2 separate regions of the Mus musculus genome follow, and region 2 is linked to region 1. The links are chromatin loops, found by intact Hi-C in ENCODE. Cell type or tissue: left cerebral cortex. All regions are shown on one strand. Each heading gives the region's core, and the rest is flanking DNA. Links, peaks and the distances in the headings are about the cores only. Region 1 overlaps Gm35332 (a long non-coding RNA gene). Region 2 has its middle 14 kb from the start of Gm41918.

Region 1 (16,408 bases), core at 4,820-12,819:
GGAAGTCCTAGTAAAGCAGATATGTAGTGTCTCCCAGCAGCAAAGAGGGATGGTGGTACACTCAGAGCTTGGGAACTTGGGCCTAGGAACTAGGTCAAAAAGTGGGCAGGTTCACTGTCAAGGGTGTGTTGTGATTATGATGTGTGAACCAGATCCACGGGCATTGTGCTGCTGGAGTTACCAGAACTGCGAATCCAAGTAAAACAGACACAAGACTCTGCAAGATGCTTGTGAAATTGATCCTAGCACAGGCCTGCCCAACCTTTTCTTCTGGACTCACGGAGATAAAAGGCAGGACTGTTTGGGTCATCTGGTCAACCGCTATCTCTAAGTTGTGTCATGCATGCCTGGTGCATAATATTTTCAGTTCTTATTGTGTGAAGTTCCATGGATGTGCTTTCAAATGAAGTTTTCCCTGGAGGTGTCAGTTTTATCTGAGGGCACAGAGAACATGGAAGGGCAGAGATGCAGACAGCAAGGTGTCTGCACTCCCTAGACTCTCCCCGGCAAGGATCAGGACCAGTTGCATTTTGGATATACACAGCTCATTGGAGTAGAACATGGCCTAGAACAGAGCAGGTCTCATCTTCAACAGACTCTGATACCAGAGAATCCCAACACTGTCTGACCTTCTGCTAGCCCAGGAGGATCATTCTCCTCCCAAGCAGTTGTGTCCAGTTTCACCCCTGGGTGGCTTCAATGTGCCCATTGGGCTCCTCACATTGATTTAAACTCAAAGCAAAGTTCTTTCTCATTGGAACTCATAAAGTAAGCTATGAATCTTGGGAACACTTCCTTGATTGGATCACTATATGTCTGTGAGTATAATGAGCTTAGAAGAGAGTTCCAGATCCCTAACATGGATCAATAACAATATGTTCAGAAGGTGTAGTGAAACACAGGAAACCCTGCTCTGTTGCCATATTCCCTGGCACACACGTAACTCTCTGCCATTCTCTGCCACTGTCCATGTACTTAAATATCTAAAGATATGTCTGATGGCTTTGGCCTACCCTGTGCTGAGATACAGACATATACTATGAAAAAGAGATATCACATATAGTTTTCATAAAAATACACACCCTGGAAAAAAAGAAAATGATCCTTACAAATTGCAAACATATGCTAGTCAGACCAGTGACACACATGTGCACACTGCAGGATGCACCAAAGCCTGAGGTCTCTTGGCCATCTGAGTAGGAGTTGAGCAAGCACCAATCAACTTGGCCTTGCTGCCCTGTGGCCACACTGCAGCCTCTTCTTTCCATATGTTGTGTTCTTGTTCTGAGAAATCCCGGCTCTGAGTAGTGAGCACATTTTTGGACTCCAAACCTAATGTCATGTATGGCTTTGGATTTTATTTTAACCAAACTGGAAAAAAATCTCAGTGTCCAGATCAGAGAGGGTCTGTCTCTTGTTACTCTGGAGGCTTCCAGCAGAGCTAGCCAAAGAAGGCATGAGGAAGAAAAGATGGACTCATATCAGCCTGGCCCAAGGTCTGCACTCTCCTTTCTTCCTCTCCCCGTTCAGAGTACATATCTACTATTTCAATGGCACCACATAGTGTCCTCCATGAAGGAAACTTGTGGGTTGACCCTATGCAAACAGCAGAGAAGTGATGTGTCACACATAAGACATCCCATAATGAACATGCATGACAACCAGGTAACACAGGCAATGAGTTACAGCAAAGGCCAGAATCTTCTACACCAGGACTAGTGCCAGAGGGAACAGACATCTCAGGGAACCCTTGAGAATTTCAGTAAGTTGAGTAGGTATGTACCTAGAATGTTGGCCAAAGGCCCCTTGGGTTAATGCTTGGTCCCAAATGTGGGAAGCCACATGTGCCGTTGCAGGGTGGCGCTGGCTTCCACTGGCCACCACGCATACATAGGCAGTAAAGTTTTTTTGCCAAGATGAGGTTTTGAGAATTAACCAAAATTAACCAATCAGATGAGAGAGAAGTTAACCAATCAGATGTGAGACATGCAAATAAGGTGGTAAGCATAACCCATGCATAGCCAATCCGGGTGTGAGACATGCCTCACCTAGGCCTATATAAGCAGCACCAGTTCTGGGCTTGGGTCTCTTCACCTCTGCAATCAAGCTCTCCCAATAAACGTGTGCAGAAGGATCCTGTTGCAGCGTGGTGCCGAAAACCCGGGAAAAGAAACATCTTTGGGCATGAGCGAAGACCCCCTGCTACAGGGAGGATTCAGAACTGCATCGCGGGGAAGGAGCGGTTAATAAAGTGTTCCCATAAAACAGACTGCTGAGTAGGATCCGACTGCGTGGATTCAGAACTCTTCAGCTGAGGAACGGTGGTACCAGTAAGTCTCCCAAATTGATCCCCAGGTTAAAAGGGGATATGTTTTTTAAGAAAAAGGAAAAGAAAAGGGAGGAAAAATAAAAGGAATCAGTGATAAAGAAAAGGAAATAGTGAAGGAAAGGGAAAGGGAAGGAAAGGAAGGAAGGAGAGAAGGGAAAGAGAGAAGAGAAGGAAAGAAAGGATTGAGACGATAAGGTTCCCGGTTTTGGGACAAGTTAAGGTTCATGAGTTATGCTTTTTTCTCCCATTGACCCTTTGTGGGTAGGTCTGATAGTTTTGGTCTTGTTTGTTCTGATATATGGACTCTGTTACTGTTTGAAACTGTGTGTAGAGGCAGTCAAGACAGGTCAGAAAATCCTTACAGAGCAACAAGAAAGTATGCCGGAAGAGGAGAAGGGCTTAAAAAGAAAAAAGAAAAAGAAAGGAGACACAGTGTTATCAGGTGGACAGAAAGGACAAAATAAAAGAGCCGAGGTGGAGGAGGAAGGTGAATTCTGTGCTGACGTACAGCTTAACTGCCTCCTATACTGTGGCTCAAGTAGAGGCCTTGAATAGACACTGCATGACGCCATCTGATTGGGCAGTCTTGGTGAAGGCATGCCTTTCACCTGGGCAGTATTTAGATTGGAAAGCCTTTCTTATTAAATTTGCAAATGAACAGGCAGCGGCTAATACTGCTACAGGAAATCCAGCATGGGATAAGGATATGCTGCTTGGTCAAGGTTGCTTTGCACAACAACAGACAGGATATCCAGTGCAGGTGTTTGAGCAGGTGAATCAGATTGCCATAAGGGTGTGGAAATCATTGCCCACTGGTGTTGATGGTGTTGACATGGGCAAGAGGGTCTGTTTGTGTGTTTCCCCAGGATCACCGACAACAGCTGTGGGTCCCAGAACAGCTGACCAGAGCAATTCAAAACAAGCAGAGCTATGAGGACGTTGATTTTCCTGTGGCTGGGGGTGCTCCCTCTAGTGAGAACTGAAGAGCTCTGTGTTCCTGAAACCATGCCGTTGACGCATTCGGGTGTTTCCTCAATTCTTTACATCTAATGCCAGATTTTAAGCCTTAATGGAACTCGAATAGAACCCATCATTGTTGGCAATTTTACCTCTTGGTTTACCTCTGCTTTTTCTTACTTTAAGGAATGGGTGGGAGTGATTTTGTGCTGCCATATACTGTGGACTGGTGTTCATGCTCTGGTTGGTATGCAAATTCAGAACCCAACAAAAAACGTGACAAGGTGATTATAACTCAGGCACTTTTAGCTATTGAAAATGGCGCCTCCCCTGAAGTTTGGTTATCTATGCTCGAGAATTAGTCGGCATCTGAGTTCTCTGCTCTTGCACCTCATGGATTTATGGATCCATTGCACTGGAATGAGAGAGACTCAACGATCATTGATCAGCCCTTGCACATCGCTGAGGTTTCCTCATTGCACGCGATAGGGTGATCATGATTTCCCCACTAATTCATTTTTTGGCTGGCCTCTTTTGTAGAGTTCACCCTAGGTCATTTAGCAGTTACTGTCACACAGCACTGCGGTATCCAGAGATGGGCAACTTTCCTCATGCATAGACCAACCTAAGACACAGGGCCTGGTGGCGATAGGGTTACCCTATGATGGGTAAGGCTGTGACATTAGAGGAACGACCTAAAACAGGAGCCACGGAGGATGGACATAATTGCACAGGCCTAGACCAGCCTCATTTTATTAAAACAAAAAGGGGGAGATGTGGGAAGCCACATGTGCCATTGCAGGGTGGCACTGGCTTCCACTGGCCAGCACACATACATAGGCAGTAAAGTTTTTTTGCCAAGATGAGGTTTTGAGAATTAACCAATCAGATGAGAGACAAGTTAACCAATCAGATGAGAGACAAGTTAACCAATCAGATGAGAGAGAAGTTAACCAATCAGATGTGAGACATGCAGATGAGGTGGTAAGCATAACCCATGCATAACCAATCCGGGTGTGAGACACGCCTCTCCTAGGCCTATATAAGCAGCACCAGTTCTGGGCTTGGGGTCTCTTCACCTCTGCAATCAAGCTCTCCCAATAAACATGTGCAGAAGGATCCTGTTCTTGCTGGCAAGTCAGGGCACGCGCAAGACCCAAAGATGGTTGTGCTGCTCGGTTCCCACTGTCAATGTGACTGTATTTGGGATCAGCTAGGTGGCACACTTCTGGGTGTGTTGCAATTCTCACGGAGATTTTTTTCTGAGGAAAGATGACCCATCCAATGAGGGTCTGAATCAACTCACAGGCTGAGGTCAAAGTCTAAACAATGAGAAAAAAAGAAGACAACAACCTGAGTTCCAGCATCCATCTTGACTGCAGACTGTGACCAGCTGCTTCATGCTCCTGCTGCCATGCCTTGCCCACTGTGACATACTGTGTTTCCTCAAACTTTGAGCTGAGACAAATCCTTCCCTAGGTTACTTTTATCACTGGCATGACAAATACTATTATCACAAATACCAAGTAACAAATACCATGGACACCAGGAAGGGGTGGAATCTGTAAGAGGCTGGGCCAGCGGGAAGTCCTTAGGTTATGGCAGCCTGCCCTGGAAGGAGACACCAGCACTCCCTGGGTAATGATCAGATCTACCCCATGCCCTAGCCAGGAGCCCCACCCCAGGCCTGAGTGAATGAACTTACTGGAGTCTCTAAACTGTGAGCCTGCACAAAGCTCTCCTCCTTCTAAGTTGTAAGTAAGAGAGAACTCACTGAGGCACAGTGCACACAGGAGAGCCCGGCCTAGTGAGGCTTTTGGAGTCATTCCTTCCAGATGATTCCTCCGGGAGAAAGGGAAGTATCCTCGATACTGCTGTGACTCTCTTTTCTCTGGCCTGGAATAAACCATTATACACCATCTGGATGCAGAAGAACAGTAAAAGAGGCACAGGGTCTTTGCAGAGAAACATGACTGGGTTTCAGTCAATATTTCTCAGTTATGAGTTGTGATCTGCGGGCCTCGAGATGCTAAAAAATGTGACTAGCTTGCTGATCAAAATCTGCAGCATCTGTGAAATCAGATCCAAAAGCTGGCAAGCAAAGGGTTGCAGGGTTACGGCGTTCCATGCAAGCTCAAGCACCAAGATCGGCTCCATCTGGAAGGTTCTACATCAAGCATTCTCCATTAGGAATGTGCTCTGTGAGAGAAACCATGCAGGTACTGATATGGAGTACACACACACACACACACACACACACACACTCCCAACAGAGAGTCATAAACTTATGAAAGTTAAGCCCTATTTCCAAAAGAGAGACCTAGCCTTGCTCTCAGTTAATTTCTTCACACACCCTCATTTAACACACCCCTTTCTCCTCTAACTTACACTGAAAACCAGTTCAAAGGGGAATCAAGTTCCATCCCAAAGCCCCATGGAGACTAGTAATCACAAATGCATGCATGCATGGTCACTGTGAGAAATGCCCTGAACTGACAGCTGAAGTCGCCTTTTCATTGGCACCACTGTGGCCCTGTCTTTGGCTCAGATTCTACGCATGATCAGACTCCAAACCTCTCACGTATTCACGCAGCCAACATGTACTGAGTGCCACGCATCAGATTCCACTTCTGGATCTGTAGTTACAGCTGTGAACAAAGCAGACAAAAAATCTTGATCCCTAATTTCAGAGGGAGAGAGAGACAAGGAATAACAGAGGCCATCAGATTATTTTTTATTTAACAATATGTGGGAAAATATCATGGAGGAGAAATAGAGTCCCTCAAAAAGAAGGCTGCTATTGGCTCATGGGGAGCTCATAATGGAAACAAGGGGTTCTCCCAAAAACCTATAGCAGAGGGAAACACATCTTACCCCCACAGAACAACCAGTGTGATGGCCCTGTGGTGGAGGAGGCCTGGCTTCATCTACAGCAACCAGAAGCTGGCGTTACCAGAGGGGACTGATGAGGGAGCCTGGGGACCCAGGGGGTCATTCCTGATGCCCCCACTCAGGTTCTCAACTTTAAGCAGGAAGCCTCAACACTGGACAGCAGGGACGGGAGGGAGGGCCTCACACAGAAAACATGGAGACAAATAAGGTCTTTGTACCACATGACACCCTGGTTACTCATACATAATAAAAACGCCAGATTTAAAAAAGCAGAACGTTTGATTATATTCACCCCCCAAATCCTCCTGATTCCCTTCTGTCCGAGCCCATCCCATTCTGTGTGTCCTCTTTTTTCCCCTCCCCCCACCCCCATCAAATACAGTTTGTACTGCCTGGATACTCTTCGCTGTGCAGCCTTCTGTGAAAGCATGGCTGACCTCAGTTCTTTTGTTTGTTTGTTTTTGTTTTGTTTTGTTTTTGGGGGGAGAAGAGGTTTATTTCACTCACTGTTCCATATAATGGCTCATCAGAAGCAGTGAGGGCAGGAACTCAAGCAGGCAGAAGCCCAGGGCAGATGCAGATGCAGAGGCTATGGAAGAGTGCTGCTTACTAGCTTGCTTTTTATAGCTTGCTCAGCCAGATTTTTTCTTCTTCCTTCCTTCCTTCCTTCCTTCCTTCCTTCCTTCCTTCCTCCCTCCCTCCCTCCCTCCCTCCCTCCCTCCCTTCCTTCCTTTCTTCCTTTCCTTCTTTTTTTTTTTTTAAAAAAGATTTATTTATTTAATTTATGTATATGAGCACACTGTCAATGTCTTCAGACACACCAGAAGAGGGCATCGGATCCCATTACAGATGGTTGTGAGCCACACGTGGTTGCTGGGACTTGAATTCAGGACCTCTAGAAGAGCAGCCTTAACTTCTGAGCCATCTCTCCAGCCCTCAGCCAGAATTTTTAAAATATTTATTTATTTATTATTAGATGTTTTCTTTATATACATTTCAAAATCCAGCAATACCTCTCCTGGGCATATACCCAGAAGAAGTTCCAACTGGTAATAAGAACACATGCTCCACTATGTTCATAGCAGCCTTATTTATAATAGCCAGAAGCTGGAAAGAACCCAGATGTCCCTCAACAGAAGAATGGATACAGAAAATGTGGTACATTTACACAATGGAGTACTACTCAGCTATTAAAAACAATGGATTTATGAAATTCTTGGTCTCGGTCTTAAAGAAACAGGCTTTCCCCTCTCCCAGCAGCTGTCAATTTCCAGTAGTTGCTTAGCTGGACTATGATCAAAATACATTGACTCTCAAAGAACTAATAAAATGAGGAAAAGCGAGTTGCCTATTCTATTAGGGTTTTTATTGCTGTGATAAAACACTGTGACCACAGTAACTTATAATGGAAATGATTTAGTTGGGCTTATGGTTTCAGAGGGTGAAGATCCGTGATGGCGAAGCAAAGGCATGACAGCAGGAATGGCTGAAAGCTTACATCTCTGTCTGCAAGCAGGAAGCAGAGAGACCACCCTTGGGATAGTGCAAGTCTTTTATTGTGCATATTTTTGTATTGACAGGTGGTTTACATATATGGTATGTCTGTGGGAGGGATTTGATTGGTACGGTATGTGTATGTCATGTGTGCATATGTGACATGTATGTGTGTGACATGTGTGTTTACATATCTCTGGTATATTTTGTGTGTGTGTGTGTGTGTGTATGTGCATTTGTGTGGCTTATGCATGGTGTGTGGTATGGCATGAATATGGTGTGTTTCTGAAGTGTCTACAAGATGCATGTATTTGGCATGTGGGCCAGTGTGGGTGTTTCAGGAGAGCCATGAAGGAGACCACAGCAATCAAGAGAAGTCAAGGGTGTTTAAGGAACCATATCCTGACCAATTTGTTCTGTTCTACCCTGACTGTCCCGGCTTCCTGTGACCTCTTGTCTTCCACAGTGACATAATGAGAATCCCCAGACAGCCTGTTATTCTCACAGGGCTGAGGGTGTGGAGCTGGCTTGGGGCTCAGCCATGACCAAGTTGAATCAAGCAGGGAGACAGGAGGATGAGGTACTGGGTTTTATGGCAGGCCTGGAAGCTCAGCTGCTCAGACTTGGGAGACCCATCAGGGGGAATGACTGCTTTTCAAACAGATGAGAAATATGGACATGTATGATTAGCAGTAGTGGCCAGCAGCTGCTTCTCATCACTAGTTTTCAGTGAGGACACATGTAGCAACAGCTATATATCACTCTGTGGGCTCGGGACCCTGGGAAACACTGTATCTTAGAGACGTTAGTAACACAAAGAATGACTCAGGCAGGTCTGTGTTCTCAACACCTCCTCCCCCACACTGCTGATTTGGATCCTCCTGGCTGAGGACTCCACAGACACCACAGGGGCCTGGACATCTGCTGAGCACAGGACGGACGGGAGAAATTGAGAAGTACCCTCCTGCCTTTGAGGTTATGGGGAGGGGAGACTTGGAGCATAGGCCTTTGTGCTATAGGGTAATTCAACAACGGAAGTCTCACATTATTGAAATCTGGAGCCTTTTCTATTTCTGGCCTTGGAACGCTGCAGAATCCAGCATGTGGTGACCCTCATTGAAGAACCTTTTGGAGGCCGGACTGGCCAGCAAACTAGGGACGGCAGAGCTCTGTGATTTACTTCCAGCTGGACAGAGACTACATCACAGCCAAGCTATGTCCTCGTGCCACCTCCACCCCTTGCATCGGTTTTGCTGGGGCCCATCTGGCTTTTGTGGAACTGATCATACTAGAAACAGAACTGTGGGAGAGGCTGCAGAGGAGGGCTTTGCTAACAAGTTAAGGAAATCTCAGGCAAATATTCAGTTTATTTAGAGGCAGCCAGCAGGGGCAGTGTAAATTCAAAGATCAAATATGTATGTGAGCCTTTTCCATACCCCATAGCAACAACTATACATTACACAATACTCCTCTTAGTGTCCAGAAGTCACTTTTCTCAGAGCAAGCATCCATTCATGTACTTGACCAGAGTATAGCTTCTGCAACGTGGGTGGTACAGAGATGCTAAGATCTCCTGCTCTAGACAGAGACTGAGAAAAAGAAATGAGAAACACAGCCCAGGCTCACTGATGACTACACAATAAAATTTATGGACTAACTTAAGTAAAAAAGGGAAAGAAAAACCAACCCTACTACCTAGGCATCAAAATGCCCCTCTCCCTAAACAACATGCACCAAGGTGCAAGGAAAGAATACACAGAAATGAACTCAGCATCAGACTCAAGGTCCAGCAAGGTAGAAAAGAAATAACTCCCAAGGCAGGATGACAGAAGCAATAGCATCCAACGCAAGAGGATAGAACTGTAAAGAAATAATCTTCTAAAGAATTCTAGAATTAAAAACCATTAGCGGAAAGGTGGGGCTCAATAGAACAAGGCACCTTCTCATTAAGAGCAAAGTGCCCTGTTGGTTCAACAAGCAAGCACAAAGGTGGCCTGCATCTTAGAAGGAGCACCTGCTGCACAAATAAGTGACAAGAGATTAATGTGTGTGACAGGCACAAAGACACTGTCCTCAGTTCAACCCTGTGCCAAAACACCCCAGCCAAAAGCAGCTTTGCGTTGGTGACCTGTAGATTGGTACAATACAGGGAAATGCTGAAGACATGCAGAGCCTACATTGCCAGCAGCACAGCCTACCTTTGGTCTCCCAGGAGTGTAGACTTGGGAGTTATGTTCTACAAAGTTACCCTTGCTAGGGGAGATGAATAATGGTTTTCTCAGGCAAACACTAAGGGATTCCTGTCAGTAGACCCAGCCTAGGAGATGTGTTTGTCTTCAGTCAGGAACTGTGAACTCCATGAAGAAAGGAAGCGATGTGGGAAAGAAAGATAATGAGGGTAGAACAAAGTCCCCACCTTTCCACATCATATTCCTGATCGATTTAAAGATAACTGTGTAAATTGGTCATAGGTTCCAGCATGTTGGAGTTGTATAGTAGGTACAGAGAGGAGCTGGTGTGTGTGTGGCGAGAGCTGGATACTCTGCCTCAAGGTCCCTGAATTGTTATTTAAGGGTGGGCACCGATTGTTGAATATTTCATTATTGCAAACCCTGCAGAAACTATTAAAAGATTTTAAAAGTAGGTATGAACATGAGGTCACATAGCCTCACATGGACTAGAGGGAAGGAAGTGCTGCTTCCGAGAACATGGGTAAAGGTACCCTCCCCTCCCTTGTCCTTCAAGTGCAACAAAACCCCTGGGTGTTGTATGTGAATGTGTGCAAGCATGTGAGAACTCTGAATAGCAGAGAGATGACTGCACACTATCTAGGAAGTGCCATGCTCCAAGAATTCCTGGGGGTTTTGCAAACCTCAACTATCCACCTTGGTGCTGGCCACCCAGAAATTCCAGTGAGCACGTGAAAGGGGACCCACAGCAGGCAGCAAGAGGAAGCCTGGCAAGACAGAGAGCTGTAGTGAGCAATTGCTCTTCTGTGTCAGATAGCCAGAGAACAAATGGTGGTTCCTTTTCCCCATACAGCAGGGACTGAGTGGACTCATGCCTTGCACTGGCAGGGAATTCTCTAATGAATGTCAGTGGCCTCTATATAGCATACCCAAAGTCAAAGGACTTCAGTATGGTTTGAAAAGCAACTGAAGAGTTAGCTGACAAGGGAGACTGGCTCTGGGCAAGATCTAAAAGAACTCAGGGGCAAGGAGAGCTCAGGAGACCCCCATTGTACACACAGAAATACAGGCACATAAGGAATACAGAAAGTAAGAGAAATAGTCTTCCCCAGGGCCAACTGCTTATCTGATAACAAATGATCAGCCTGAAAAGATACAGGCAAGCAACATTATACAGACTCAGCAGGTTGTATATATATATAATACATTTAGGTACGTGTGTGTGTGTGTGTGTGTGTGTGTGTGTACATACATATTTAACAACAATTAAAGAAAAAAGAGGCCTTGAATTTGAAAGAGAAAAAGTGGGACATGGAGGGACTGGGAGGAGAAAAGGGGAGGGGGGTTATGTAATTATAATAGAACAGAATAACAATAATAATGACTTTTAAGGAGAAGCCTGGCATGAGGAGATTTAACGAAACCAGATTTCTTCTGTCTGATATCCAAGCACAATCTCAAAGGACAGTAAAGGAATTGAGAGGTGAGGCAGTCAACTGAGAGTCAAGAAGGAGACGTGGATGAGAGTCTTGCTCAAGACAGATATGAGGAAGAAGGATCACTTCAAAAATATCGTTGGAACATTTATAAATAAAATAAAAACTGGTTGTCTTTGACTCACTCATAATACCAGAATGAATTCCAGATGGGTAAGATATTCAAAAACAAAATATAAAAATCACAAAATTATGAGGAATGATTTTCTAATGATATTTTAATAATATTAAGGTAGACTGACTTCACAGCCAAAAAGTATAAAAGGGAAGAAAGAGATCCAGACACACCAAATTAGCAATGATCAAAAAAAAAAAAAAAAAACAGCTGAAAGGAAATACTAGTTTAACATTTTAAATCTTCAAGCAGATGCTAAGGGAAAATCATGGCAATTTATGGTAGACTGATAGTTAACTTCCTTAGTTTAGAAGGAAGTTTGAGTCAATAAAAAAAAAGGTGATTTACATAAAATAAAATAAAATAAAATAAAATAAAATAAAATATTAAGGGCAGGCCTTGAGAGGTGGCCTAGTGGTCAAGAGTACTTACTGCTCTTTCAGAGGACCCTAGTTCAGTTGCCAGCACCCACATCTGTCCTCCAAGGGCACTATGCATTCAACTGTTCAGTATCTTCACAGTTGATGTGGTGCTTGCTATCAGCTGAGGGCCCAATGGTTCATGTCCAACCAGCAGCATGCTCTATACCATCCTTCCTCCCACCCTGACCCAGAGCCGGTTTTACTGGTGCCTTGGATGTGCCTCAATGTGGGACTACCTCCACCTATATTAATTACCTCTACCGTTTTCATGCCACCAGCCCTCTCTTCCTGAAAGGGAAGACAAGGAAGACAAGAGGAGGCCTTCATCACACAGCAAGAGGAAAGTAGAGCTGGCTACAACACAGCATTCCCCCTTAACCCTTGGCCACCAGATTTCTTGACAATATCAGGCTCTGCTTGGAAGAGCAAATGGAGACCCATCTCACCATCAGTGACCCCTCCCTCCCACTATACCTCCAGGTTGTGCTGCAGCCCAGCTCTCTAAGCTGCAGCTCTGGAGAAGCCAGGTGCAGAAATGAGCTGGAGAGCTAACCCACTGGGCCAGAGGACCAGGGCGCAGAACCCGAGCCGGAAGCTGAGGGAACACAGGTAGAAATGCTGGGTCTGCTCACCTGGGCACACATTTCAGCTCTGTCCCTGCTGACCCCTTTATGTGCCTTGGGTCTCCATCTAGGAGATGAGATGACAGAAGGGGGTCACTCACAGGGACCTGGTAGGAACAGCCCAGGTTAGCTAAGTCATAGCTTCCTACTGAGTCTGTTTAAACCATGGCTTCAAAAGGAGGTTTGGTATCTAGTCAAATTATGGCTATTGGTTTTTAACAGATGCACATTTAATTCTCCTTAGCACTGCGGCTGGCAGCATGGGGAGCTCACCCTCATTTAGCAAAGCACCTGCATCTGAAAACTGAGCTTACTGACAGAGCTTGCTTACTTGCCCAGGGCAGGGCCTCTGCGTGTGACTCTATCCCCTCCGAAGGCAGGTGCTGCGCTGGCTGGAGGCAGGGGGAACAGCCACAGATGGTGCACTTCCTGTTTACAACGTACGGAGCAATTGCCATTTTGCTCAAGGAGGAAAAAAAATTATCTTATTGGGCAAAGAAAAATAATAGACCACAGGGATGGAGTATTACAATCCCCACATTTTTGTCTGATGAGAAGCCGATTGGCCCCTGCAACATTGATTAAACATCTCAGAAGCAGCTAGTCTCCAGATGATAAAAACCTTGGCACGACACAACTTTGTAGGGAAAGTTCATCCACGGTCAGGTTGGTGTCACCCAAACTCTTACATCTCGGTATGAAGTGACTCTAAACTGCAATGCTGGGGACACCTCTTTGGGCCTTACATTTTTGTTAGCGTGCAAACTGCCCAGTGAGAGCTCTCAGGGCTACTGTGGGCACCACCTCCTGGGTGTTCCTATCATTAGTGTCGGAGAACAGTGTCAAATTTCACAGGTTTGCAGTTGTGCGGTGTTCTGATATCTGCTTTCAAACGGTTCCTTCCAAAGTACAACCACCAGGGTGGGTAGCTGTGTTGGTGTAACAAGCTACAGCCAGAGCACGCACTAAATGCTTACACAGAATTCTAGGAAGACAGGACCCTTTCCTGTCCAGTGGCCATGCATAACTTTCATCCCTTCCTTTTTAGTCTCCCTCACATATAGACAGAGTGGTCAGCTTTACCTACCATCAGTCCCCATTACTCTAGTTCTGTTGTTCAATGTTTCTGGTTTGTTCTACAAACTGCAGTTGACATATAACCCAGCAAACTGGGCTCTCCCTCAAGTTGGTGCGTCATAGCTAGCCAGCTGGGATGGGGATGAATTGGTTCCTATCATCAGGTGCACTTGTAGACTTGACATATATATTTGTGTGCTCCTGTTACATGCATGCCCATGTACATGTATACACACACACACACACACACACACACACACACACACATACTTTCCTGGGATAGCCTTGACATGGCAAAGAGCCAAAGAAACTCATCTCCCCAAGGACAGCACTTGTATTAAAGCTTCATGATCAGATTCACCTTTGAGTGGCTGCCAGGGTCTCTGCTTGTCTGTGAAAAGTGGATTTGGAACTAAGGGGAGGGGAGGGCAGGGGAGGGGAGGGGAGGGGAGGGGAGGGATTATTCTTTTTATAAGAGCATTGTTAGTAGAGCTTATTAATGCTAGAGACAAGCAGAAAGAGGTCTAGTGAGGGCACTGATTCGAGACTGGGCCTCTGCAGCTGAGCAGGAGTCCATAGCTCATGCTTGTAGTCAGGTGTTCTATGATTCCTTGTGGCCAGGACCATGGGAAGGAGTCTGTTAGTCTGGGGCCTATATGAAAAATCAGCCGGAAGGGTGGGGAGAGCAAGAATCTAGGAAAACAAATGAATTAAAGAGCTTTACAAACCAGCATGGCCCTCGCTGAGTCTATGGCAAAGTTCCTGTAGAAAGAATGAATGTATTGATCTAGAGCCATGGTTCTTAACTCATGGGTCATAACCCCTTGGGGATCCAATAATCGTTTCACAGGAGCTGAGCCCCACCCAAAGATAAGCCTAACAAGACAGAAAACTTATTGGATAGCCTGGATATCAGATACTTATATTAGGATTCATAACAGTTATGAAGTAGCAATGGAATAATCTTATGGTTGAGGGGGGTCCCCACAATGTGAGGAACTGCCTTGAGTGGTTGCAGCATTAGGAAGGTAGAGAACCACTCGTCTAAGTGTATCATGGGTCATGCAGTCATTCTGGCTTTGGGATGTGGGTTTTATTACCAGTAAACAAGGATCATGGGCAACTTCTAGGTGATACTCTTAGGCCTTCTCAGAGGTCTGGGCTGGTACACACCGCAGCTGCAGGGCATGTGGGCTTCTGAGAACTCAGAGCTTCCCTTTTCCCCAGAAGAGGCCTGAGAACATTGACAACTGCTTGGCACAGAAAATCGCATGCACATGCAAGGAGGATAGGGGACAGTGCCAAACCAGAACAATGTGCCAGACCCTGCACTCCCAAGTGGGACCAACTGTGAAGCAGTACACACTCTACAAGCAGAAGCCAGGCTCCTCCCAGGACCAGCTTCCTGCTCAGTCTCTTCTCTGATGCTCCTCCTTCTTGCTGCTCAAAGTTCAGGTCTGCAATGCAAACATCACCACAACTTAGAGCAACTTAGCAGAGATTACACAGAGAGTCCTCATGAACCCACTCCTCCTTATTATCATCATCATCTTTTAGCCCAGTTCACCACGATGGCATCAAGTACTGAAGCTGTAAACTAAAGTCACCCTTGATTCACAGTTCTTGCTTTTTCCTAATGTTCTTCTCTTCCCAGATTCCACGAAGGACACCACGTGACCTCATCTTTCTCACCTCTTTCTCTCTCCCTGGGCTCCTACTTACTGTTCATCACTCAGACTCTTTTGGGTTTTGGCTCCGGATGGTCTTAAAGAATTCTCACCATGTATTTGGTGGGATGCCCCACGACTAATTCCTTTCTGGTGTTCTGTCTTAATCAGGTTGAGTTTCTGGGACTGAGAAGAAAGAACCGAAGGCAGAGGACCCTTCAGATCCCTTGAGATGGCACCCATCAAGGCTGCCCCGTGTATTTCCATCTCGATGTCCTATGTTTCACGCTAACCTCCACCAGCTGGCCGAGACAGGGTTTACCAGGCTTCTCTACTGTGGAGTTGGAGTTGTTTCTCTTGCCTTTCCGAAATACCCATGGACAGGAAGTCAACCCACTCCAGTGAGAGGAGAGCTAATCCACTTCCCCACTGATGAAACATCCATTTCAGAGCATTTGGAATCCTTTCAATGGGAAGTGTTCTTAGTGCTATGGAAATCGTCTTGAGCTTGTAAAACCCAGAGAGGGAACTTCCAAACCCCCAAAGGTCTGCCAGCCACCCCTGAGAACTACTGTTGCACTCAATGGTGGCTGAGATGGATGTCAGGAATCCGGGCCTTCCCTGGTGAACACTGTTGCTTGCTGTGAGAGATCAGATGAAACTCTCACCACTTGACAAGTGGGAGTGTGTTGAAGGTTCAGACACACGTTTAACTCCACCCTACTGAGGGGCAAGCAACCCAGGCTCACCAAAGTGCTTTGGAAGGACTAGGGAATACACCAGAGGAATGGGGAAGGGGAGACAGGACCATCAGCTGTGGCTAATTCATCATTGCTTCGGGGCCCATGCTGTACATCCCAATAACCTTTGAGGCTTAAGTCTGCAGAGACCGAATCTGGCCCTAGTGTGTAAGTGAAATATGTCCTGGACTGCACCAAGTCTCCCTTTCTCCAAGAAGGAATGAGAGCATCTCAATTTATAAATCAATGAGATCACATCTTTAGAACAGGAGCCAGCAGTTACGTAAGGTATCTGAGCATCTGAGTGGTTCATATCATGCAATGAATGATGTCAGCTATGCACCTAATCCAGGAGTCAGCCAGCCAGCTCTGTGTAGCTCTGATAGGCTTCATCTAGGTGTGTCTTT
Region 2 (16,408 bases), core at 5,194-13,193, 60 kb after region 1:
AAAAAAAATGCCAGGCAAAAATGTCGATGCTCTTCCTGCCAACAGTGAAGAACAGCCAACCCCAGCACAACTAGAGATGCGTTAGTGGCTGAGAAAATTTATTTTTCTTAGATTTGATTTATCAACTTCCAGAACCACATAATGCGATACTACGTTGGCACTGAAAGTTTTCTTGCAGGCTTTTGGAGAGAAAGGGGAGAGATAGACATGGTTCTTTATGATAAATATATGTAAATATAATTATTACAAATATAATATATTATCTCACACATATTAAATATAATATTTTATAATATATAATATATTATATAATTAAAATAGATCATATATAATATATGATCTTTTCAATTCCATTTGTGTCCTACTTAGTTATACCTGAACACTTTGTTTGGATTTTCATCTGAGAAATGATAACACTGAAGGCTCAGAGCTGGACCTCAGACCACGCATCAGCCTTTTTGTGGTTCCTTGGCCTCAAAGATGTCACCTTCGTTTTGAGTCTATTCTCAGGGGGTTAGGATGAGAGCTAAGCATGGTAGCTCACAAGACATGCGCAGCTCAGCAGTGCCCGACACACCCAACCCACAATTGATTTTAGTTGCCATTAGCTTAATTATCATGTGGGTTCATTATTTCATCATAATTAACATATTAACCTTGTGGTTTATACACACCTCAGCCATGGTTATCTGATATCCGTCTCTCCTTGTGTGCCTTGTTCTGTGGAAATTGTCAAAGTGCAAGAAACATCTGTCTCCCCTGACTTTTTGTGGTCCATGAGTCACGCTCCTGTAAGATCTGGCAGATGAGTACCAGCTTCTCAGGTGGTTTGCAGGGGCTCGACAGTTAGTGAGGGGACATATTTGTAACCAGGCAGAACCCTGTAGCGTCTGATGTATTCCAAGCAACTGTCCACTCGCAGGTGGCGTCATCTTACTGACCCATGGAATACTTCACTTGTAATAGTGACATAGTCTGGACCAAGAATTAGCAGACTTTCTGACAAATGGTCAGACATGGCCCAAATGTCATGTGAGACTTTGCAGGACATGTAATCATGAACTTTATAAAATAAGCTGTGGACAAAACTTAATCTCTGACCCCCCATTTGCCAGCCCTGATACCAGGTTTCCCTTCTCTTTCCATTTGTTCATCAGTGAGGACAGACTCTAGAATGACTTCAGCTTTGTTAGAATTACATTAAAACCTAGTCTTGTTTTCAGGTTTTAGGACATTGAACTTCTGCAGAGATTTGGTTGAAAAAAAAGAAGAGATAGTTTACTACAATGTTTTGCAATAGTTTACCACAGTGTTTTGAAGTGTATTGTGTATAGGCACTTGTGTATGCTCACACATACATGCCACTCACAAATATAACACACACACACACACACACACACACACACACGTGCATTTGCCAAACTCATAAACACATGTACAGGCACAGTACTAACAAACACAACCTCTCAGACATGTCCACACACATACACACTTGTACACTCATACACACCTACTCATACACACACACAGACATATTCACATACATCTACATTCATGTTCACACACACATAATCTCACTCTACTCACACTCACCCACACACATTCTCACTCATACATACACACACACACACACACATTTGTACACTCATACACACCTCCTCATACATACATACACACACACTTATTCACATACACCTACATTTATGCTCACATACACACACAAACTCACTCTACTCACACTCACTGGCACACATTCTCTCTCTCTCTCTCTCTCTCTCTCTCTCTCTCTCTCTCTCTCTCTCTCACACACACACACACACACACACACACACACACACACACATACACACATGCGCGCGCTTGTAATCCAAGCACCAAGCAATCCATCAATGAACCCGTTTCCATAGGAACCCGTGAGAACAATATGCATGTCCCTCACAAGCACCAGGTCTTGCTGAGGAGCTTGACTTCCCATCAGCCTTTTCTCTCTGCTGCCCTCCCCCTCCTTGCTCTCTCCGCGGCTCCCCGGAGCTCCCAGGCTCCTGGAGCTCCCTGGATGCTTTTCGCCCTGCTCCCACTCGCTCTTCACCCGAGGGCCTCTGGGATGAAGGTCAGACATCTGCTTTCCATCTTCCCCCACTGTTTAGCTGAAGCCGGGCGGCCCAGATTTCCCACTCATAAATCATTGCTCATCTGGACCATGCTCGGCCACGCAGCGTTGTTTACTCAGCGAATCTCCTTTTATAGAAGAATGGACCCCTCCCTCCTCCTCTTTCCACCCAGGACTGCCATCTTCTAGGCTGATCATTTTCTCAGCCAGCTTTAGAACAATGGAGAAGAGAATTCATTTTAGTCTGGCCTTTGCTTTGACTATTCTAAAGTTAGAGTTATATCACACTATAATAAAAGCCCAGAGAACTCAGGAAGTATTGTATTGTAGAGGGAGCTAGGATACTTGGTATTTTAAAATACAGAAGTAGAGGGGCAAATAGTGAGAGCAGCCATGTGCTAGCTAATGCTAGGGGTGTCTGTTTCCTTCGTTCTTTTGATGACCCTAAAATCTAGGTGCTGTTAGCCTTATTTTACAGACAGGGAAACTGAGGCAGGAAAGGCTAAGGAACTTACCAAGACAGCTAGGCTAGGATTCTCCTGTAGCAAGAAGCTATCCTATATTAAAGTCTGGTTTTTCAGCCCCGGATTCAACTGCCTTTTTTTTTTTTTTTTTTTTTTTTTTTTTTTTTTTTTTTTTTTTTTTTTGTATCTTCCAATGTAACATTGTCTTATTCTTTGTGTCTTCAACTGTAATATTGTCTTATTTCCCAGATAGTGAAGCAGAAGCACTCAGGTGTAAGGGAAGCTGTGGTGGCCATTTCCCAACTCCTCTAAAGTCCTTATTCCTGTGTGGATCTGTGCTGCTGTATGATTTCCAGCCGATGCCCACAATGGCCTCTACTTCCTCTAATGCAGAGTTTAAACTTAGAAAAATGTCTGAGGATAATGGGACATTCAGCTCAAACCCAAGCCCAGCTTCTCCTCTGCTAGCTAGCTCTTGCCACCTGCTCCAGATGTGCAGGGCAGGGCTTCCCCATCCAAGCAGACAACATCAGCTGGGTGTGATACAACCCAATACAGCTTTGAGACCATCTGCCTGGAGGAGGCCTCTCAGGGCTTTGTCCCAAAGACTGCTTCCACCTCCAGCTGCTGGCCATAAGCCCCATTTATGTGACCTGAGCTCCTGACCCACCAGCCACCAACCGGCTCCTCTTCCTCAGACTCATTAAAATCACTAAATGGCTCCCAGAAGGTTCAGGGGCTCCATTTACTAATTCAGCACAGAGTGAGGTGAAGGAGAAGAGACATTCTTATCACAACACTACTTTATTTCCACATTTCATAGCTGCGTGGAGAGAGTATGGGTTTTCTTAACAGCCTCACATCATGGGAGAAATAATATGACTGTCACATAACGCTGTTACTAACCACTGGCCTGTCACTCAGATGTTTTTTGCTATAGTCATAATGTTGGTCGCTTGAGAGGAGCCCAATTGTAAATGTAAATAATGAAGGCCAAAAACGTGGAGTCTTGTTCTATTCTCAAATCATATTATTGGCAGTTAACTCATACGTGAACATCCAGTCGGAGTTTTTCATATTTATTCAGAACTAAATTTTGTGGATTGGGAGTTGAGAAGAAAAGACGGGTTAATAAATCTGACTCTTGTAATAAAGCTCTTAAAAGTTACCAGCTGTTACAGAAAGATCGGCTGTTGGGGGATAGAAAGATGGCTTGGTGGTCTAAGTTTGCTGCTAAGTCAGAGCTCATGCAAATGCAGGTGGGTGTGGCAGCCTGACTGTGAGTCTAGTCCTAGAAAATAGAGATAGGCAATGGCCAGAGGAAGCTAGTGAGAAGAGCCCTAGCAGCAAGCTCCAGGGTTGGTTGAGAGAGGTTGTCCTAATGAATGAGGTGGAAGGGAGATCAAGGACGATTCCCAGTGTCAAGCTCAGATGTCCATGCGCACACATACCCATGTGTATGTGTGTATATGTGTGTGTGTGTGCACCCACATACACACTTATGTCTTTGCACATGCAAATGTTCGTATCCATACATGCACACCACACCAGCGCACATAAAAATGGGAGGAAAAAGATTCTTGGGCACATAAGTGACCATTAGTCTCACCACATCACTTTCCAAACCCAGGGGGAAGGAGGGGGCGGAAGTCTGCAGAAACCAGAAACTCCAATGTCCCAAGAGCTCATTACAAACATTACAAAAAGTCTTCAGCTTTTCAATACAACAAAAATGTAGGCTTTGCTCTCAACCCCCTCTGCAGGATAGCAGGTCTCTGTTCCGACTTTGGACTCTGTATGTTTGGTAGGAAGAACAACAAAAATCTACAAGGATGGGATGTATGTGGCACTTGGCATGTCACCCTGAGGCAAGTCAGCTTAAAATAAACACAGGTTCTGTGCATGTATCTGCAAAAGGCTGGAAAATGGTGTGGTTTTGTGATGCTATGATGAATATTTATTTTGGTTTCCAGCTATACTACTTGGCACATAGCTTCCTCTTCAAGACAAGTGATAAATGACAATTTCTCTTCTGTCTCAGAAGTGGCTCTAATTAAATCATCTGACTTACTATCATCTGATGGTAGAAGTTACTTAGAGAAAAGAAAATGTCAAGCTTACCTCCTACCCCAGCCTATCCTTAGAGCTGTGATCAGAGGAGCAGCTCCACAGTAGGACTTCTGGGTGTGATGAGTGGTGTGTGTGCATGTGTGCACATGTATGTATGTGTATACACGCATGTGTGTATATGTATGTGTGTATGTATGTATATATATATGTGTGTGTGTATGTGTGTGTATCATATATATATGATGTGGATGGATGTGGATGGATGGATGGATGGATGGATGGATGGATGGATGGATGGATGGAGAAAGCTAACCAGGTTGGTTCTTTACTAGACTCTAGACTAGAAAGTTGGCTTTATGCCCCTTACCTAGAAATTGCTTTTGCATTAATCCACACACACAGCTGACCTGATTAGGCTGGGAAGGTATTTAATGAAAACTCGGTGGCAGTGGCATGGCTAATAAGTTTATTTCCTATCTTTCTTTGTGGAATTGTGAGCAAAACATGTACTCATTCTGGTTAGGGCACCAACCACAAACCGAAGCATCAGTTCCCCTGAGGACTAACTTGGGAGGCCAATGGGTCCAACTGGGTTTACTTACAGTAGCACAAGTGAGGGGTTACCAGAACACAGGCAACTTACAGGAGGCTACAGCATGGAGGAGAAAGAAAAGTCTACCTCTCTCTCTGCCCAGTAATCACTTACTGCCTTGGTATCTCAGGGAGGGGAGGGGCTTCATGTGCCCTTTCACTAGGTACCCCCTGAGTGATCTCTCAATCTAGTCAGAGTCCTGTGTGGGTAATCAGAGCTGCTCTGATCTCAAGAAAGAAATGGCCATACTATGCCCAGAGGACAGGGAAGGTATGGCTTCTTGTAATAGCTAAATGTTGGAGAAATCTCTCAGACAACTCTCTTTATCAATAACAACTGTCTTCTTGCACCAGGTAGGGAACTGATATTTTATTTTCAATATTTCTAGAACTCAGACAACAGTATTTCTGTTGTACACACAACATAACCTGATTCCTGACTCGGAAAGGTGGAACTATCCCAAATGCATTAGGAGTTTTAGCTATTGGCGTAACAAACAAATAAACTTAGTGGCATAAAAACACACAATATATCATTCTTCAGGTTTGTGAGGCAGAAGTCTGAAATAAGTCCCAGTGGATGAAGATTAAAGTGCTGCTGGGAACTTTCTAGAAGACAATATGCCCCTCTGTCTTCTCTTCTCCTGGGAGCTGACACACTCCTGGCTCATGCCTCCGGCCCCAGGTTCAAAGCCAGAGTGCAGCAGCCCAAATTGCTCCAGTACCATATCAGGCTCTGGTCTCCGTCCTCCATTTTCCACGTTTACAATAAAGTACGTAGTGACCACTTATGTGTACAGACGCATGTGACCATGCACATGCCTGTGAAGATTAGAAGTCAACCTCAGGTGTCACCCTCAGCTGTTCATCTTGAAGCAGAGTCTCTCACTGGAACTGGAGCTGATGAACTGGCTAAAATGGCTGGCCAGTGAACCTCCAGGAGTCTCCCATTTCCATCTCTAAATGTATGTGCCAACATGACCAGCTTTTCTACTTGGACTCTAGAAACTGAACTCGTGGCATGCTTGCACGGCAAGCATTTGGCCAGCTAAGCAGTCCCCACACCCCTATTCTTCCACCTTTGTTGTTACATCATCTCCATCAGATAGTTCAAGATAAATTCAACTCCATTTTCAACCTCAAGTCCCTATGCTATGTAACATGACATGTTTACATACAGGTCCCAAGGTCTGAGATAGAGGCATCTTTGCAGGGCCATTCTTCTATCTACAGAACCCAGATCACAAGGCTATCCAGTGGCAGAGTATAATCAAACACAAGTCTAACTTCAGGAGCCACCAACTGCTCCATTCTCCTGACTCTGTCTGGTCACCCAGCATGCTGCTCTTTTGCCCTGTGACTTCTGGGACACTTCCAGCACCCCTGCAGCCCAGGCCTCTGTGTTCTTCAAAGCTCAGTATGGCTTTCATCTCTACCTTGGAGCGTTTCCTGGGCAAACTTGGCTGCTGAGCCTGAAAGTCGTATGATGAAAACTCCATCTGGAGTCTCCCCTGCCTCATGGTGACAGTCTGGACTAGAATCTACTTGGCATAAAGCACACAGCCAAACTCTGGGCAGTCCCGCCCATTTCCTACCGGCATCCCTGTGCTTTCATCCCTTAGGCCTAAGGAGAACAAGGAAGGTCTTTCTCCCACCAGAAAGCTTTGCACATAGACAGAGGATGGAGCCACAGGCTCCTTCCTGCATCTTCTCTTTGTCATGTGGAACCTTACTCTCAGAACACATTCTGGCAGATTCCCTACACCTGGGCACAGTGTCCTCCACATACTATTGATTCTGTAAAGCCATACAGAGTGGCAGTCACATAGACATGTTCTAATCAGCCTTCCTCCTGGATACCTCACCATTCTCTGCATGAGATCAAACTAGCCTTCTGTCTGGTTCATTGTAGACTAAGTTCAGTCTGTATGTGTTCTGATTAAACTGGGTCAATGTTGCAGTACACTAGTGCCATCCTTCATCCTATAGTGGGAGGTAGATCAGTTGTCTATTTTAATCAATCAATCAATCAATCAATTAATTTTGAGACAGGGTTTTTACTTAGGTTTCTGTTGCTATTATGAAACACCATTACCAAAGCAACTTGAGGAGAAAAGTAGTTGGCTTATGTTTCCATATCATTGTTCATTGTTGAAGGAAGTTAGGGTAGGAATTCAAACAGGGCAGGAATAGGGAGGCAGGGACTGATGCAGAGGCCATGGAAGGACACTGCATACTGGCTTTCTCTCTATGGATTGCTTAGCCTGCTTTCTTTTTCTTATTTTTAAAATTTTATTTATTTTATCCATGAGTGCTCTATCTGTATGCCAGAAGAAGGCATTAGATCCCATTACAGATGGTTGTGAGTCACCATGTGTTTGCTGGGGATTGAACTCAGGACCTCTGGAAGAGCAACCAGTGTTCTTAACCACTGAGCAATCTCTCCACCCCTCAGTCTGCTTTCTTATAATACCTAAGACCACCAACCCACAAGTGGCACAACCCACAATGAGTTGGGCTGCCCACACCAATCACTAAGAACATGCCTAGGCCTATAGCCCAATCTTATGGATCCATTTTCTCTTAACCTCTGAGCCATCTCTCCAGCCCATGGATCCATTTTTTTTTTCTCAATTGAGGTTCCCTGCTCTTGGATGACTCTGGCTTGTACCAACTTGACATAAAACTAGCTAGCACACAAGGTCTCATTATGTAGCCCAGGCTAACCTGGAAACTCCTTGGGTAGACCAGGCTGCCCTCAAACTCCTAGAGCTGAAAGCAGAGGCAAGTGCTACCACATCCGGTCTGACTTTTATAAATCAGGGTCCTTCTGTCCAGATCTCATCCCTTTTTTCTCAGCTTCATGGCATCCATCCGTGAGAATATTCTCTCTGCCTTGTTTTTGTCCACAGCACTGAATCAGGAGCAGAGCTCGGCAACCCACAACCAGAGCTCTGGCTTAGTGAATCAGGGATTCCGCTGGTCACCACTAACCAGTCAGTAATACACCTCACTGCACGGCCTCCACACACAGCTCCCCGCTTGGCTGCATCACAGCGTCAGGAACTGTCAGATGCCCTAATGGAGAACAGATGCTGTAAAAAGCAACCACATTCCCAGGGCCATGCTTGCCAAAGGAGGAAGTGAGTTCTGTGTGCAGTGGCCACTGCGAGTGGAGGCAGTGTTCTCCCTAGATCTTCCACTAAGCACAACGGAGATAGAGATGACTTCAAACAAGTCCTGAATTCAAGATGACACTTGGCTCCCTTGAAGCCTCAGATAGAGAAGCAGAAAAGACGAGTTCTGTTTTGTATGCCTTCGGGCATTCGGGAGCACTCTTGGTTTTCTGCAAATAGCATGAGCTCTGTATCTGTCCTACGTGTCTCTGATTTAAGGTGGGCATCAGTGGAGCTGAGCTAAAGAACCTGCGTGGTGGAAACTTCCCTCCAGTGCTGTGTGTGGGGCGACCATAACACTATCCCAGCACACCTTCCATGACCCAGGCTGCCCTGTCTCAGACACACCACACACCTTTGGCAAAGATGGGACAATTCTAATCAAAATAACTTCCTTAGGTTCTAGGGGAGGTTGATGGAGGAGGTATGGATGGAAAAGATTTAAATACATTGTATATACATGCATGAAATTTTCAATCAATAAAATATTTTTTAAATGCATCATATGCAGTCAGCTCTGAAGTTGCTGACAACGCAAATGGTTGCAAATGGTATATGGGTGATCTTGAGAGAGCCCCTGTCCTGCTTTATCTTTATAGGACAAGTTCTGTACTTCACAGTTCAAATTACTTTTAGGAAAGTGCTTAAGTTATGGCTCTAGCATTTGGCGGCGGGGGCGGGGGGGGGGGGGAGGGGCAATGTTGCCAAGGAAAAAGGTATCCAGAGATGTTGACAGGACATCTCTGCTCACTTCCTGCATGCCCAGGCCTGCACTCAAAGCTGAGGGATGAGCTGAAGCCGAGTCCCTGGTCTCAAGAACATCTGATGGGGGACTCTCACAAGTGGACAGTCACGTCTGCCAGTCGATGCTGCTCAGTCACCAAAGAGAGAAACAGAACATGGTGTGGCTGTGTTTTCTCAGCCTTCCTCTGACCACACAGAGCAGCTGTTGGATGTGTTTGAAATCTGGTGATGTGTGAATTCCTCGCTGTGCTTCTCTCCATCTGTCTGCCTCCCACCCATTTCTCTCCATCCCCTCTCTACATGTATAGCCTTGACAGTTAGTCTGAATCTCTCAGAACTTGATTCCTCCATCTGTGCAGTGGGCTTATTGTGCCCTCCCTGCCTCTTTAATGAAGCCTTCATCATCACTGTATCATCTTCCCTTTGTGCCCTCTTCATGGGCCTGCTGGGAAGTAAAAGGAAATAATGTACGTGAAATTGCCAACCCAGTGCCAAGGCTAGACAGCAGGGTTTCTATGGCAAACACAGCAACAAATACTTTCCTAGAAATGAATCATGGCTAATTCATACAAGTTTCCACAATGGCGGTGGATGCTTTTGATCTCAAGCTTAGCCTTCGTCCTTATGGTGTCAGAGCAGTCTCTAGGTCACGAAGTCCACGCATCTGGACTACAGTTGGCTGATATGCAATTGCTGTGGAATAATAAATGGAAGTTGTCCAGATTTTCAGAAATAACATTCTCCACACTAAAACATATCATTTAAAAGTAGAGACCAGCAGAACGGCTCGGCAAGTTGGGCTTAATGACTTGAGTTTAATCTCCAGGACCCACAAGGTAGAAGGAAAGAATTGATGCCTGAAAATTGTCTAGTGGCATGTGCGCTCCATCAAACACATCTGTGCTTGGGTAAACACACACACACACTCACATGCACACTCACACACATGCATGCAATACACATACACATGTTCACACACACACAAAGAGAGAAAGAGAGATTGGTAAAACATTTTACTCTTTTTAAAAAGTATGTATGAGTGTATGCCTGCATACATGTATGCACACCACATATATGCAGTGTCCAAAGAGGTCAGAAGAGCAATTGGATCTCCTGAAACTGTAGTTTCAGTTTTGTGCTACTATGTGGGTTTGGGGATCTAATCCCAGGCCATCTGCAAGAGCAGGGGGTGCTCTTAACCACTGAGCCATCTCTCCAGCTCCAAGAGACACCACTCACTCTTTCTCTACTTAATTTTAGAATTATTAATATTTTATGCATATGTGTCTGTGCCTACACGTATCTCTGTGCCACACTTCCATGCCTGACATCTGTGGAGACCAGAAGAGGGCATTGGCTCTTTTGGAATCAACTGTGAGTCACCATATAGATGCTGAGAGTTAATCCTGAGTCCTATGGAAGAGCAGCTAGTGCTCTTAACCACTGAGCACTCTCTCTAGCTCTGAGCTACTCAGCCTTAAGCTAAAGACATTAAGCAAAGGATGTATGTACACAGTAGTTTCCAGCCCCACTATCAATATTTCTAATATCTTCCATAATAAAGGTAAGTGTTCTACAGTATGGTGGTGGATATACTTGACTAAGAACAAGTAAGGGGTGGATTAAAGGATGAACTGAGAATGTGAGAAGTTAAGGACCTGCACTTGGGTTACTAACAGAGCCATTAGAACCCACTGAGAGACATCAGAAGGACCCAACCCTATCTGAGGTTGTGTGACTGAACGGGAAGCATTAATAGGAAAACTCACTGGAAAGGTCAACTGGATATTAATATACGTTATTAGCATTCCTAAAAGGTTTCCCTTAAGTGATGAGACCTGTCTGATGAGAGCAGTTTAGTGCCTTGATTGACAGCTGATAGGCCCTTCCCAGTGCCAGGCCACAGGCACAGTTCTAAGGATCAAAACCACAGCATTGACTGGGGTGTGTAGGAACAAAACCAGATCCATTGTGGCTGCTGTTGTCCCCACAGCTCTGAGCCTGTGCTCCTGGTGTTTCACTGGGGGGTGACAACAGGGATCCCAGGGAATACTGTTTCACTGAAGCCTCAGTGAGCAGCCACCATGGTGACAACTTGAGGTGCCCGGCCAGCTGACCCACTGGGTCTTAGAAAGGCATGCACTTTACAATGACTATGATTGTACTCAAAAGAGGCCACATCCTCGCAGTCAGCTCGAGAAGGGTGGCCTGGCCTGCAGTTTTACTTCTAAGCTTTCTTTGTGCTTCTTAGTTCATGAAAAACTTTTCAGCATTTGCCCTGTATCGCAGAACAGTCTTCTATCTGTAACCAGTGGCATACTCAGAATGCCCACCTGCAGTGGGTAAGGGACTGCACGTTCTTTTCCTTGCTTAGCCCACTGGACCTTCAAGCAACTTGTAAATCCTCGTGATCAGTTTATAAAACTCCCTCGACCCTGTCATGTGTGCAGTCTTTATGTAATGGGCACAGTCAGTGGACCATCCCCAAGCCAAAGACTCAACGTTTAATACTTTATAGACAGGAGACCACCCACAGAAGCCTGCCCTTGGAATTGAATTTTAACTCAGTGCTTCTAAAACCAGAGTTTGTGACCCAGTGTCCCGAGGTCCATATCTGCCCAGAAGACATTTATTTGGCTGTAGTGTGTTAAAAAAAATCTTTAAATGTGACTCCCTCCAAAATGATAGAAGTATTCCACTCAACTCAAACAACAGAAATCCATACAGCCACACCCTTCCTCTGAAGTTCCTCCTCTGTGAAATCTGCCTGGCTGTTAACACATTGAGACCTGTGGCTCTACCTAAGCAACTTAAGTGGGGCTCAGGGGACCCCGAAGGACTGAGGCAGGATGGTCATGGTAACCAGAGAGGCTGCCCTGGCTGCTGAGAGTTTTATTTAGCTAGTCCACTTTTTATTTCACTCACCCAGCATTGACATAATCTGGCAGAAAGGTGACGTCTCCTGGCTCTGGAGTATAAGGAGGTAAGAGACTCATGCTTGGGGAATTCCGGGAGGAGGACTCTGAGATTCCACGCTGGTGCCATTTCTCTAACACCAACGATCAGTTCGAGCTGGGGTGAGTAATAGCTTCTGCCAAACAAGGGCATTAGCAGCATCCCAGCGAGACATCCCTATATTCAGTCGATGAAAACCGGCTGCCGCTATTTTTAGCCGTCCTTACTGCCACGCTGGCAGAAGCTCCTACTCAATGGCTGGCAAAGGGCTCCCCACGTGCAGGATGGAATGCAGAGACGGAAACACTCCCAGGGGTAGGGGACAGTGCCTGCTCCCTTAAAAGGCACGAGAAAGCCCGTGGACTGTGAGTTACGAATATGGACCCCAGATGCAGACATGTTCCCTGTCAAGAGTTCCTTGGGACACCAAATTCCCTGGAAACTCCTTATGAACATGCTTATGAGGAAAGCAGTAGTTTGCTTTGAAATGTCAAGAGGGACAACACTGAGCAGCCATATCTGTGATGCTCTCTGCCCAAAGGCAGGGCCCCTAGATACATTTCCTCCAGGCATTTATTTTTGAATCAAAGCGGTGCAGCCAGTTGGTCACAGTTTGCACAGATTTAGTCCTCAGTGCCAGATTTCCCCAGGGTAACCCCACAGAAAGCAAGCATTTGGAAAACATTCTGAAGGAGAGAATAGAATAATAGAACCAGAACAGAATTAAAATGTCTTTATTGTCATCCTTTATTCTGAGAAATAGTGCAAAGTGTGTGGAAATAATGCAAAGTGCTGTCTCTAGAAACGGCCAATATTTATTTATTTTGAAGCTATGTCTTACCTCGAGTAGTATATATCCCTTGAGATGGGAGATTCAGCAGACTATTAGGGGTAAGTGACAGGTAGGCTCCCTGTTGCCATAGCCCTCTTTGGCTTTAAAGAAAAACAAAAGTAATTTTTTTTTCAGACAAGGTCTCTTTATGTAGTTCCTGGTTGTCCTGGAACTCACAGAGATACACCTGCCCTGTGTCTGCCTCCCAAGTGCTGGGACTGGTCATGTGCCACCACATTTCCACACTTCACAAATATAGATAGATAGATAGATAGATAGATAGATACATACATACATACATACATACATACATAATACATATACATACACACACATATACATGCATATATATATATATATATACACATATATATATATACATATATATATATATAGAGAGAGAGAGAGAGTGCGTGTGTGAGTGTATGTATATTTGAGGTCTTTAGAGTCAGATTAACACTTAACCACACTCCTGTCTTCCATTCTGTCCAGGGTTAGTTCTGGTCTACACAATAGTGAAGACCATTAGAAAGTGAACAGAGGACAAGATGTGTCTGGAGGGTGTGCACAGGTCCTCCAGTATCCAACTCCAGGGGCTGGTCAAAGTCAGAGTCAGTTGGTAGACAGTCACATAAAGACTTGATCCTCCTGCTCCCCAAGGAGGGAAGCACAGGGGATTCTAAAAGTCCTCAAATCTAGTACCTCAGGTGTTCCCTTCAACAAAATATAAAGTTTTATTTCTAATGCTTTGACTTCTTTGGAAACTATCATGAATTTGGTAGACTAAAGCTTGGTCCACTGGATATGCTAACACAGTTTATTAGATGGCACAAATTGTTACATCACAGGTGTGCACACGAGTGCTCACACCAGTGTGCTCACAGACACCCTCAGCCTAATTCTCTTTTCAGAGCCCTGCTGATTCCCAGAGTTGTCTGGGATTCAGGCTTGCTTGAGCCAAAAAAACTACAAATCATGTTTTTTAAGATGTATTTATTTCATTTTATGAGTATTGTTATTTGCCTGCATGTATGTACATATGTATGTATGTATGTATGTATGTGCAACATGTGATGCCTTATACCCCCTGAGGTCACAATAGAGTGTTGAATTCACTGGAACTGGAGATACAGATCGGTGTGAGCCACCATTTGCTGGAACCTGAACCCAGGTCCTCTGCAAGAGCAGCGGGAGCTCTTAACCTTGAGCCATCTTTCTAGCCTAGCCTCCAGTCATTTTTTTTTCTTAATGCCTGGCTTAGGAATGACCATGGGACCCACTTGGGTATCAGAATGCCACCTCCTGGCTTCAGATTTCCCTTGGCTTTCCATCAGATTGCATTAGAACCTGTCTATTCTTTCCCATTATTGAAAAAGATGTGAAAACTCTTGCGTGGCTTTCAGCAACAATGGGGGATGCTCAAACAATGGGGGATGCTCAAACAATGGGGGATACTCAAACAATGGGGGATGCTCAAACAATGGGGGATGCTCAAACAATGGGGGATGCTCAAACAATGGGGGATGCTCAAACAATGGGGGATGCTCAAAAAATGGGGGATGCTCAAAGACCAGGATCAGTTCCGGAACTAGATGGGAATCAGGAACCTAGGCATCCAGAACCACATCCAGAGTTCACATCACAGAGAGGTTTTAGGCTCAGTTACTACATCTGGCATGAGCATGATTCCTTACCAGTAAACTTTACTGGTGCCAAGGGGTGGAGTGTCAGACACACAGCAGGTTTTGGTGCTTCCTCAGAGTCTTTACACAGCATGGGGACCCCTTTCTTTCTTCTGAAGGATGAGCAATGTAGTCTCTCATCATCTCCATTCTGTCTCCATTACCATTTCTTTAGGTTCATATGCAACGTGACTGGTCAGTAGCATGTGTGACTCTCTCTTCAGCCCACCTCTGAATTCTCTTGTGTCTGTGGTGTGTCAGATGTCTCTAGCTGAACTGTCTACCTCCGTGGTCCAGATCCCCTGCCTCGACACCCAAACCCTCTCCTTAACAGTGTTGTGCAGGTTCTCTCTAACAAATGGAGGGAGTGGGCATCACCAGGTTAACCACCAAACAAAGATCTGAGAGTAAACAGGTAACACTCAGCTTCCTGCTCCTTGACCCACTGACCCCAGCTCCCCAGTGGCTGAGTGTGACCAAACCTCAGCTGCTCTCAATGTGCCTATGCTGACTTTCTCACACACAGACTTGCTGCTCAGTCCTCTGGCTTTTGTCATCCTCTATAGTTCTCTGTAGAAAGACTGGATGAGAGTCTGCTTCGGGCAGACTGTTTGACACAAGGCCTCTTAACCCACTAGACTGAACAGAGTAGCTATCAGACACATGCTCTAACCGTTAGCCTCCAAAAGCAAAAATACTTTTTTCTTGGGTATATAAGTGCCACCAATTTCCTTTTGTCGTGCTATTTTTGTTCCCAAGATCTCTGGAATTTTTTTTTCAAATATTGGAAATCCATCTTTTTTTTTTTCAAATACTGGAAATCCATCATTCTCTTGAAATCAAACACATGGAGCTAATTCCCTCAGCAGATACCCAAATATCTTCCATCAGATGACTGTGCTGGCCACAGGAAGGTTTTCCCAGACACTTCTGACTCCAGGCAAGAGCACAGTGTCTATCCTCCAGGCTGAATAATACTTAAGAGTCGTCCTCGTTAAGCAACTCCCTGGTCACTGCTCATCACTCCCTACCAGATGCCACAGCTAGGCTGTATGAGACCTCTCCTCTGGTCTTTTGCTCCCTAGCAACTGAGTGACCACACATAGGTCCCAGAATTAATATGTGAACTGAATCCAGGTGGGGCCTCAGTGGCTCAGGGCAGGTTAACCCTTGCACAAGATTCCAAACAAATAGCAAAGATCCCCTAGGAGTGCAATGGACCTTAGAGTAGCTACTGGACCCTGGCAGCAAGAGAGGATGGGACCCCACAGACAGCATGGAAACTCAAACCAGCAAGGAAACAGAGAAGGAGCAAAGCAAAGAGCTTTCCCTGTACTAGACTCCACCAGCTATGTACCATGATCATCCTGCCTGCCCAGCCCATAGCCCATCATCCCAACACCATGGCCCACCACCCCTGAACCATGGCTCAACACCCCAGCACCAGGACCCATGGCTCCTCAGCATGGCCAGACATGGAAGCTCATAGAGAAGTCAACACAGTGGAGGGCAGCACACTGGGCTGTAAGAGGTCCTCAGTCCAGGTCACTTCCCCACAAGCCAGAAACACATTCCAGAGCAGCCTGCTTCTCCAGGTCCTTCTGAGGGAAGCCAGAGCAACTTGGCAGGATAAAGAAGGTGTCAGTGGAAGGACAGGGAAGGGTAGTGATACCCTGTCTGAGAGAGGAACAGAAGGTCCAAGCAAAACTGATAAGAGGGTGAGCTTGGCCCTGGTAGAAGATACAGGATGCTCTAACCTCAGCGGGACAGCTGAGGCCTCTCAG

The links. A loop is a pair of places that touch in the nucleus more often than their neighbours do. Peaks named below come from ENCODE experiments on the same cell type or tissue, not always from the same donor. Only the 100,000 strongest peaks of a DNase experiment are listed, where the experiment ranks them.
Region 2: a loop joins it to region 1, with 10 times the contacts of the local background. A loop is called at or near these places in 3 of 42 quality-filtered maps.

What each region holds. Positions count from the first base shown.
Region 1 is chr1:90,682,476-90,698,883 of GRCm38, forward strand. It overlaps Gm35332 (a long non-coding RNA gene), which reads right to left. Exons shown (of 4, transcript XR_878399.2): 2 at 14,961-15,051; 3 at 5,061-5,182; 4 at 4,370-4,608. Among named protein-coding and RNA genes, the nearest start is that of Gm35332, 13 kb to the right of the region's middle. In left cerebral cortex, for the core only: a CTCF peak has its summit at 9,052; DNase peaks (open chromatin) are centred at 8,524 and 8,964; H3K27ac peaks cover 834 bases.
Region 2 is chr1:90,742,072-90,758,479 of GRCm38, forward strand. No RefSeq gene overlaps it. Among named protein-coding and RNA genes, the nearest start is that of Gm41918, 14 kb to the right of the region's middle. In left cerebral cortex, for the core only: no CTCF peak of the experiment used is centred there; DNase peaks (open chromatin) are centred at 6,725, 8,332, 9,393 and 12,326.